Regions from separate parts of the Homo sapiens genome. Here region 2 is linked to region 1. A link is an interaction called in ENCODE POLR2A ChIA-PET data of the cell type or tissue named here. Cell type or tissue: GM12878. All regions are shown on one strand. Links, peaks and the distances in the headings refer to the core of each region. The heading gives the core; the rest is flanking DNA. Region 1 overlaps ITGB3 (integrin subunit beta 3). Region 2 overlaps KANSL1 (KAT8 regulatory NSL complex subunit 1).

Region 1 (4,397 bases), core at 195-4,194:
GCCGTGAAATACTTTGCATGATTGAAAAAAAGCCAGCATGAAATGAAATTTTTGTTGCATTTAATCCACGTATGGATAAGGTTTGAAAAATGGTTACTTTAGCTGTACATTTTTCTACCTATATATATCAATGGTGTCAGCATTCATTGATTCATTCATTCATTTACTCGACAAATATTCATTGAGCATCTACCTGTGCCAGGCACTCTCCTAGGCACTGGAGACACACTGATAAACTAAACAAAGCCCCTGCTCTTGTGAAGCTTACATTTTAGTGAGGAAGATGGTAACAAAAAATACACAACAAAAATGCACAATTTCAAACAGTGGCAAATGCTGTAAGAAAATAAAGCAGGATAAAGGAATAACAAGCAATAAGGGGAAGGACTCTCTTTAGAGCATGTGATCAGAAAAGGTCTCTCTGTGGAGCTGACATTTCAAAATGATGTTAAAGAGTGAATCCTGGGACGATCCAAGGCACAGACATTCCAGAAAGAACCCAAGGCAAGATCTGGATGGACATCAGCCTGTTAAAGAAATAGCAGGTGGAGAGAAAGGAGGAAGAGAAAAGCACAGAGGAGGTTAGAGGAGCAGTTAGGGACCAGAACACTAGGAAGCTATAGGCCATGGTAGAGAGTGTGGCTTTTTTCTCCACATAGTGGGAAGCCACTGGAGGAATCTGAGCAGAGGTGAGCAAAAAAAGATCATCCTGGCTGCTGAGTGCAAGACAGAAAGAAGGGAAGCAAAAAGGAAAGAGACTTATTATTCAATTAGAAATGTACTAAAATAATCCAGGCAACAGATGGCAGTGGATTTGGACAGTAGCGGAGCCACTGATGTGGTCAGACTCTAGATACGTTCCATCTAAAGACTTGCTGATGGATGGCTCATGGGGCATGAGGGTGTGAACAAATGTGAACCTGAAAGAGCCAGTCCTTCAAGATAGATCTGGAGTGGCTAAGTGGGCCTAAATTTTAAACAGAGCAAAGCTGCCATTTGCTGACTAGAGGTCACAACCCACTTTGAGTTCCCTGAAAATCAACACCTCTCTTCAACTTTGGGACCTCCAGAGCTAACCTAAAATAACCAGTCAGGGCTCTGCTGCCTTGACCAATCAGGCCTCAGTTGTTTCAACCAAACAGAACTAAGCAAGTTGGAATTGTTCATTTGCATAAGTGGACCTCATCAGGATCCTAGGCAGGAACTTTCATTATAAACCCCCAATTCTGACACCAACAGCTGAGTTTCCCCAGTTTCCAAACTGTTCATTGGAATAAAGTCTTTCCTCCCAATTCCTTTTCAGAGAACTTTTGTTCACAAGGGAAAAACAGGAAGGATTTTTGTCTGAGCAAGGGGATTCCCTGTACACAAAGTTCAAATGTCTTGACCACTGGCCATATCCTTTCATTGACCCTTCATGCTGTAAGAAAATAAAGCAGGATAGGCCGGGCATGGTGGCTAACACTGTAATCTGAGCACTGTGGGAGGCCAAGGCGGGTAGATCACCTGAGGTCAGGAGTTCAAGACCAGCCTGGCCAACATGGCGAAATCCAGTCTTTACTAAAACTAGAAAAATTAGCTGGGCATGGTGGCACGCACCTGTAATCCCAGCTACTTGGGAGGCTGAGGCAGGAGAATTGCTTGAACATGGGAGGCGGAGTTTGCAGTGAGCCAAGATCGTGCCACTGCACTCCAGCCTGTGTGATGGAGTGAGACTCTGCCTCAAAGGGAAAAGAAAGGGTGGGGGTGGGGGGGGCGGGGAATAGCAAGCAATGAGGGAAGGAGTCTCCTTTAAAGCATGTGGTCAGGAAAGGTCTCTCTGTGGAGCTGACACTTCAAGATGATGTTAATGGGAAGATCTAGGGCAGGTCCTGTCCTTGTAAATGAAGCCACATTATGTCTGGTTATCATCTCCAATGAGGTTAATTAGGTCGCCATGTGCTGAAGACTGCATAAAGCCCATTCCAGGGACAGAGTCCTGTCTTCTCTAAGGTTGTGGTCTAAAATTAACACCCAGCTCCTGAGAAATGTGGTAAGGCAGGAGCAGTAAAACAACAGATGGATATGGCAGAAAAAGCATGCAAAGCAGCAGGAAACCTCACGTCTAAAGCCATCTTTGCCCTTCCTCTGGCCGTATGACCTCAAGTACATCCCTTCATCTCTCTGGTGCTCTCTCCAAGGCCCAGTGCCTCTTTGAGTCTATGTCACATTCATAGTCGAGAAGTGATAACTGCTCTGTAGTATTTAACGGGTCTAACCAGCCACATCGGCCAAGCACCGGAGACTCCAAACAGCTGCTTCCTTTCCCCAGTGCTCCCGAGTTGTTAGGATTAAATGACATAACACGTATGAAAGAACCCTCTATAGTGGATGCTCAATAAATGTTCATTTCCTTCCCCCTTACTTTCACTCTAGTCACTTCCTACACCAGGAATCCCCATCCCCTCGCCTCCACCTCAGGGTCAGACGTGAAAGGGCCCTTTGTCTCTAACAGGATATAGTGAAGAAATCACTCTGGGCAGGAGACAAGAGTCCCCAGGGAGAGACCCAACCAATGCCACTGAGCCAGTTGTATGATCTTGGACAAGTCACTTCACTTCTCAGGAACTCCCTTTTTGCTTTTTTGTAAAACAAACAGGTGTCAAATTTGATGATCTTCAAGGTGCTGCCAGTCCTGGAAGTATCCACTCTTCCAGCCAGAAAACATCAACAGGGGGACTCATACCCTAGGAAGCCTAGCAACCCAAGGCATGAGAACCCTCAAACAAGGCACAAGTGGCCATTTCTTCCTGATGGCCTGATATTTGACTCAAACGCTGCATCTCAAGAGTTCTGGAAATTTTTATTAGCATCGACCCCACCTCATTCAGTATACAGAAGAAGCAGGTCTGTACCAAGCTGTCCGAGGCTCAGCCCAGGGGTGCCCTATTGGTGACCTCCTTGGCATCCTGCTGTCCAGTTCTGCAGCCTTCCTCCCCCAGCTCATGTGTTATGGGTGTGGACAGCAGGCCGCGGTGCTAACACCAGTCCTTACTGCCAGCCTGTCTTGGTAGGAAAGCAAACTGGTTCAACCGTTTGGGAGGACAAATTGACAACACCTACTAAAATTTAAATTTAAAATACGCATGCCCTTCGACCCACCAACTTTCATTCAAGAAATTAAGTCTGTAGAAACACTTGAACAAAGGTGCATAATAAATGAATAAGGATATCCCCTGCAGCTTTATTTGTAGTAGCAAATAATTGGGAATGATCCCAATGTCTGCCAACAGGGAATTGGTTAAGTAAATTCTGATATATCCATATAACAAAGAGTATGCCTTATGGCTAGAATTATAGCTCTTGGGATAAATAATGGAAAGCCATAAACTGACATAAAAAGATGCCTAGAGTATATTATTAAGAGACAATGGGCCAGGTGCGGTGGCTTATGCGTGTAATCCCAGCACTTTGGGAGGCCGAGGCGGGTGGATCACCTGTGGTTAGGAGTTCAAAACCAGCCTGGCCAACATGGCCAAACCCTGTCTCTATCAAAAACACAAAAATTAGCTGGGCGTGGTGGCAAATGCCTGTGATCCCAGCTACTCGGGAATCTGAGGCAGGAGAATTGCTTGAACCCAGGAGGCGGAGGTTGCAGTGAGCTGGGATCACACAACTGCACTCCAGCCTGGGCGACAGAGTGAGACTCCATCTCAAAAAAAAAAAAAAAAAAGACAATGATCCTATTATTGATTATCCTATTTGAGAAATAACAATAATGATAAATAATTATATATGTTGACAAATACATAGAAAAAAACTCTGCAGTAACTATCAACAGTGGTTATCTTTAAGGACAAGACTACAAGGAACTGGTACTGGTACTTTCTGCATTATATTTCTGAGCTGCCTTTTTTTAAATAATAAGCTTAATTACTTTTATAAGCTAAAAGAAAATTAAAGCTAATTTGAAATGTCCTCTGTTCTGCCTCCCTGTCGACATTTGCATTTATTTAAATGTAGGCTCCCCAGAGTCTGCTGGGCTTTCCACAAACTGCACCTTCAGCATCAAAACCTCTTGGAATGGCAAACTCAGCAGGAACACAGAAATGAGCTTTGGGGTATGGTTTGCATGAGGAGATGCTGGTCAAGGGATATAAATTTTCAGTTAGACAAGAGGAATAAGTTCAAGAGATCCACTGTACAACATGGTGACTATAGTTAATAACCGTATGTCATCTACCTGAAAATTGCTGGGAGGAGATTTTTAAGTGTTCTCACCACAAATAAATCAGAAGTATGTATGTGAGGTAATGCATATGTTATTTAACTTCATTTAACCATTCCACAATGCGCACATATTTCAAGACATCATGTTGTACATCATAAATATACATAATTTTTATTTGTCAATTTCA
Region 2 (4,397 bases), core at 201-4,200, 1.1 Mb after region 1:
TTTGGGTTTTTTGGTTTCAAACATGATCTTATAAAATTATTTAGTGCATTAAAATGTAGACCCAAGTAGCTGCTTAGCTCTTGAGAAAAGGCTGTGTTTCAGTTTAGCACAACAGTGTTTTCAGGAAGATAACTGTTCTAGATAGCTCTTTTTTTCCAAAATTCTTGATTAAGGTTTGGGGAATTTAGAATTATCTCCAGCTATTAAATTATCAAATTGGTTAAGTAGAGGTAGAAAGTTTATTGCATAAATCAGTAGATTTGTCTTCCAAAGAAGCTTATGAAATAGAAAGGGCCAGGAGGTATACCTGTAGTTGAAATATGGGATGGGCCCATAGAGAGTGAGTTGGAAAATGATAGTAAGTGGTTGAACATGGACTTTAAAGCATGGCATGCTCTGAAGTCATATTAGAAAAGTCCTTTGCTTTCATGCAAAACTAGTCTCCGTGGCTTTTCATTGTGTAGATCGGGTTAAAAGCAGAATATAAGAAGCAAGTTTTTGGATGAGATGATAGAACTTAAGTAGTACTTGTCTGTCAATCCTAAAAGAATTATTTCTGGCCAAATCCTCTCCTCTAACCACCAAATAAGGAGCTTGACTTCATTCTCACTGTTAAGAATCAGAAACCCAGTTTAGAATATCCAACTCCTGGTGAACTTTTAAAAATTAATATATATCTTGATACTTTATAATCTATTGTGTGGCATCCAACGAATGTGAGGTAATCTGGGGAGTTAGAAATGCCTTGCATTTCGTGTGGAAAAGGTGTAGTCGTAAGTTTGGCCTGGGAAGGTTAATACTGTCTTTGCACATAGAAAGCTAAGGGCAGTGTCATCATCATTTGTTTGTGAGGAGGGGACTGAAAAAGCAAAATCATCACTACTAGCCTATTCTAAAGGATCTTAATCCCATTACATTTTTCAGATTTTTTTTTTATTATGTAGTATCCCCTGGATATAATCTTTTTGGTGAAGGGGGATGTCTCTAATTTCCACGTGGTACCCCCTGTCATATACAGGTTATGTATCTGGCAGTCTACAGCTGCAATTCATGGCTGTTTATAAAATTTCACCAGAACTTGTCCTGACGTCCTTTTACTTTTGTAAATGATTAGAAAAAATGCTGAGCCTGAGTATGTATTTTTGTATTAAGAGTTCATTTAGAGAGTCCCAGAAATTGGCAGAGTTGATTCAACTTTCTGTGGTTTAAATTTGAATATGCAATTAGTAGACTGCTGGTATTTCAGAAGTTTGTTGTTGCAGGCCTCTTGTACTGAGGAGGAAATCTGGAATTTCTTTTTCTATTTTAAATTAGCGTTCATTCAACAAACATTTTTTGATTATCCCTAGAGTTTTGGCACACGATAGGAAGTCTAGAACTGTGCAGTCTCACCTGGTCTCGCAAGTAATGGGAATTTTTAAACTATGCAGGACTTAGAAGGTATACCTTCCCTTCCTTCAGAATGATAGTAGTAGTATAGTTATATCTTTCCTTGACCTAATTATAATTTTTCGTTTTCCCCCCCATGACAAAGTAATAAAAACTTGTAAAAAACAAAGAGCCACAGACATGTGAAACTTGTTTTACCTCTGCTGTTACTTGGTCTGTTGTAATGCCACTGTAGAAAATACTCCCTTTGTTTGGGGTAGCATAGGAAACATGTGATTTGGAATCAGACTTCAAGTTCTAGCTCCATAATTTTACTAGCTCTGTGGTCCTCGGATATCACTCAACCAATCTGGACCTCAAATTTTCTCATCTCTTCTACTGGGAAGATAACAACTTCTTTTTTTTTTTTTTTTTTTTTTTTTGAGATGGAGTCTCGCTCTGTCGCCCAGGCTGGAGGGCAGTGGCGTGATCTCGGCTCACTGCAAGCTCTGCCTCCTGGGTTCACGCCATTCTCCTGCCTCAGCCTCCTGAGTAGCTGGGACTACAGGCGCCCGCCACAACGCCCGGCTAATTTTTTGTATTTTTACTAGAGACAGGGTTTCACCGTGTTAACCAGGATGGCCTCAATCTCCTGACCTCGTGATCTACCCGTCTCGGCCTCCCAAAGTGCTGGGATTACAGGCGTGAGCCACTGTGCCCGGCCTTTTTATTTATTTATTTATTTATTTTTTGAGACGAAGTTTTGCTCTTGTTGCCCAGGCTGGAGCACAATGGCGTGATCTCAGCTCACTGCAACCTCTGTCTCGCGGGTTCAAGCGATTTTCCTGCCTCAGCTTTCTGAGTAGCTGGGATTATAGGCGCCTGCCACCACACCTGGCTAATTTTGGTGTATTTAGTAGAGACGGGGTTTCACCATGTTGGCCAGGCTGGTCTTGAACTCCTGACTTCAGGTGATCCACCTGCCTCGGCCTCCCAAAGAAGATAATGACTTCTACAGAACTGCTGAATGGGTACATATATGTAAATATTCTCACCTGACTTCTGCTTTTCCCTTTATTTCACTGGGAGGTATTATATTTTTAGTGTATCTTACGGCCTTTGAGGACTTCTTAGTTTGAGTATATTTTAGCTGTGTGCATAAATGTCTTTACAGTGTACTTAAGGAGTTGGATTTTTAGAAACTTGCCATATTTAGAAATCTATTGGATTGAACATAGTTTGAAAAGCAAAGTATAAGTTAATTCCTTTACTATATACTTGTACTATTCTTTTCATGGACTTTCTGATGCTTGCTGTTTGTGCACATAGGCTTTGCTTTTTGTATTTATTTATATTGTATGAATCTAAGAATAAAAGAGAGTGTGAACAATTCAGAAGACTACAGATATATCTTGTTAGGTTGCTTTCCAAAAGGTTCCCAGTTGTAGTCATACCAGCAGTGTAACAAGCAGGTTTTTTGTTTAACCACACTCCAATTAGCATGGAGGATCCTTTAAAAATATTTGCTAAACTGATAAATAAAAAATACTATCTTTACTTAAATTTGCATTGGGAAAGTATTAGTGAAGTTGAACATTCTCATATGTTGTAATGTTTTGTTTTGTTTTGTTTTGATACAGTCTGCAGTCTTGCTCTGTTGCCCAGGCTAGAGTGCAGTGGCATAGTCGTAGCTTGCTGCAGCTTCAACCTCCAGGACTCAAGTGGTCCTCACAAGTAGCTGGGACCACAGGAGTGCACCCTTATGCCCCCCTTATTAAAAAATTTTTTTTTCTTTGTAGAGATGGGGTTTTGCTCTGTTGCCCAGGCTGGTCTCAAACTCCTGGACTCAAGCAGTCCTCCTGCCTTGGCCTCCCAAAGTGCTGTGATTACAGGCATGAGCCACTGTGCCAGGCTGTTGTAATGTTTTTATGATTCTTTGAAGCAGAGATATTTATCCTTTGGTAAAAATATTGGAGTCAAACTTGGATAAGTTAGAAATTATAAATTGTTTAAATTTTTGTCTGTTGATCTTTTGCCTTTAGCTTTCTTTCTCAACCTAAAATAGTAGAAATTCTTCATCCTTCCAGACACTAATAGGAGAATTTTAAATTTCCTTGTACATGTTTTTATTTTTGGAAACTACCCTTTTACCAATATAGTGAAACCTTGGCTCTACTAAAATACAAAAAAATTAGCCAGGTGTGATGGCACACACCTGTAATCCCAGCTGCTCGGGAGGCTGAGGCTGGAGAATCGCTTGAACCTGGTAGGTGGAGGTTGCAGTGAGCCAAGGTCATGCCACTGCACTCCAGCCTGGGCACGCAGAGTGAGACTTGTCTGAAAAAAAGAGAAATAAAGAAAGAAACTACCCTTTTAATTCATCAGAGCGTTTTTTGTTTCATAATACAAGGAAGTAAGTCCTCTCTAACCCTCTTTCCGAAAAAGCTGACTAGTATCTCAAAACCACTTAATTTTGTATTACTTTCTTTGGGACTTTGGAAGTTGCATAAGACATACAGGTTAACTTGTAAAGAATATCTTTCCAGAATATGGGTTGCCAAATTTTTACTAGATTCATTTAGGGTATTTTTTGTGAGGATACTGTATTCTTGGGCATTTTGTTCTTTTTAATTCCTTTTATGAGTATACACTCTCTGATTGTCTTTTCTTATTTCGCACCCAGATTTTCTGCAGTAGCTCAGTGGAATATTTTGAGCTTAGTGTAAGATAGACCGTTTGTAAATAAATGTAAAGTATTGCATAGAAGAATTTATTTGTCTTAGACCCTTAAGCAGCCCCTATGCTCCCCCAGTGAAGTTGATTTAGATGTGTAGACAACCTTGAGGAAAGAGAAGGGCTCTTCAGCTGCTCTCCTGTCTCCAAGTTTATCTAAATCTAGGGTTCTGTGAAATGATTTAGTCTTCAGTGTGGATTTTGCTCTGTGGGATAGCCTCTGAGTGTAAATGCTTCCTGTCCTGAGACCTACTGGGTTTAATGCATTTGCTTCACCTTGTTGTGTACACTCACAG

What was found. Peaks named below come from ENCODE experiments on the same cell type or tissue, not always from the same donor. Only the 100,000 strongest peaks of a DNase experiment are listed, where the experiment ranks them.
Region 2: POLR2A ChIA-PET joins it to region 1 with 8 read pairs; 1 of 35 experiments calls an interaction of 5 or more read pairs at or near these places.

The regions. Positions count from the first base shown.
Region 1 is chr17:47,260,835-47,265,231 of GRCh38, reverse strand. The region is part of intron 1 of ITGB3 (integrin subunit beta 3); the gene reads right to left. Among named protein-coding and RNA genes, the nearest start is that of ITGB3, 9.2 kb to the right of the region's middle. In GM12878, for the core only: no CTCF peak of the experiment used is centred there; a DNase peak (open chromatin) is centred at 2,518.
Region 2 is chr17:46,141,218-46,145,614 of GRCh38, reverse strand. All of the region lies in intron 2 of KANSL1 (KAT8 regulatory NSL complex subunit 1), which reads left to right. Among named protein-coding and RNA genes, the nearest start is that of KANSL1, 50 kb to the left of the region's middle. RefSeq lists a silencer at 1,586-1,786. In GM12878, for the core only: no CTCF peak of the experiment used is centred there; no DNase peak of the experiment used is centred there; H3K4me3 peaks cover 2,219 bases; H3K27ac peaks cover 3,357 bases.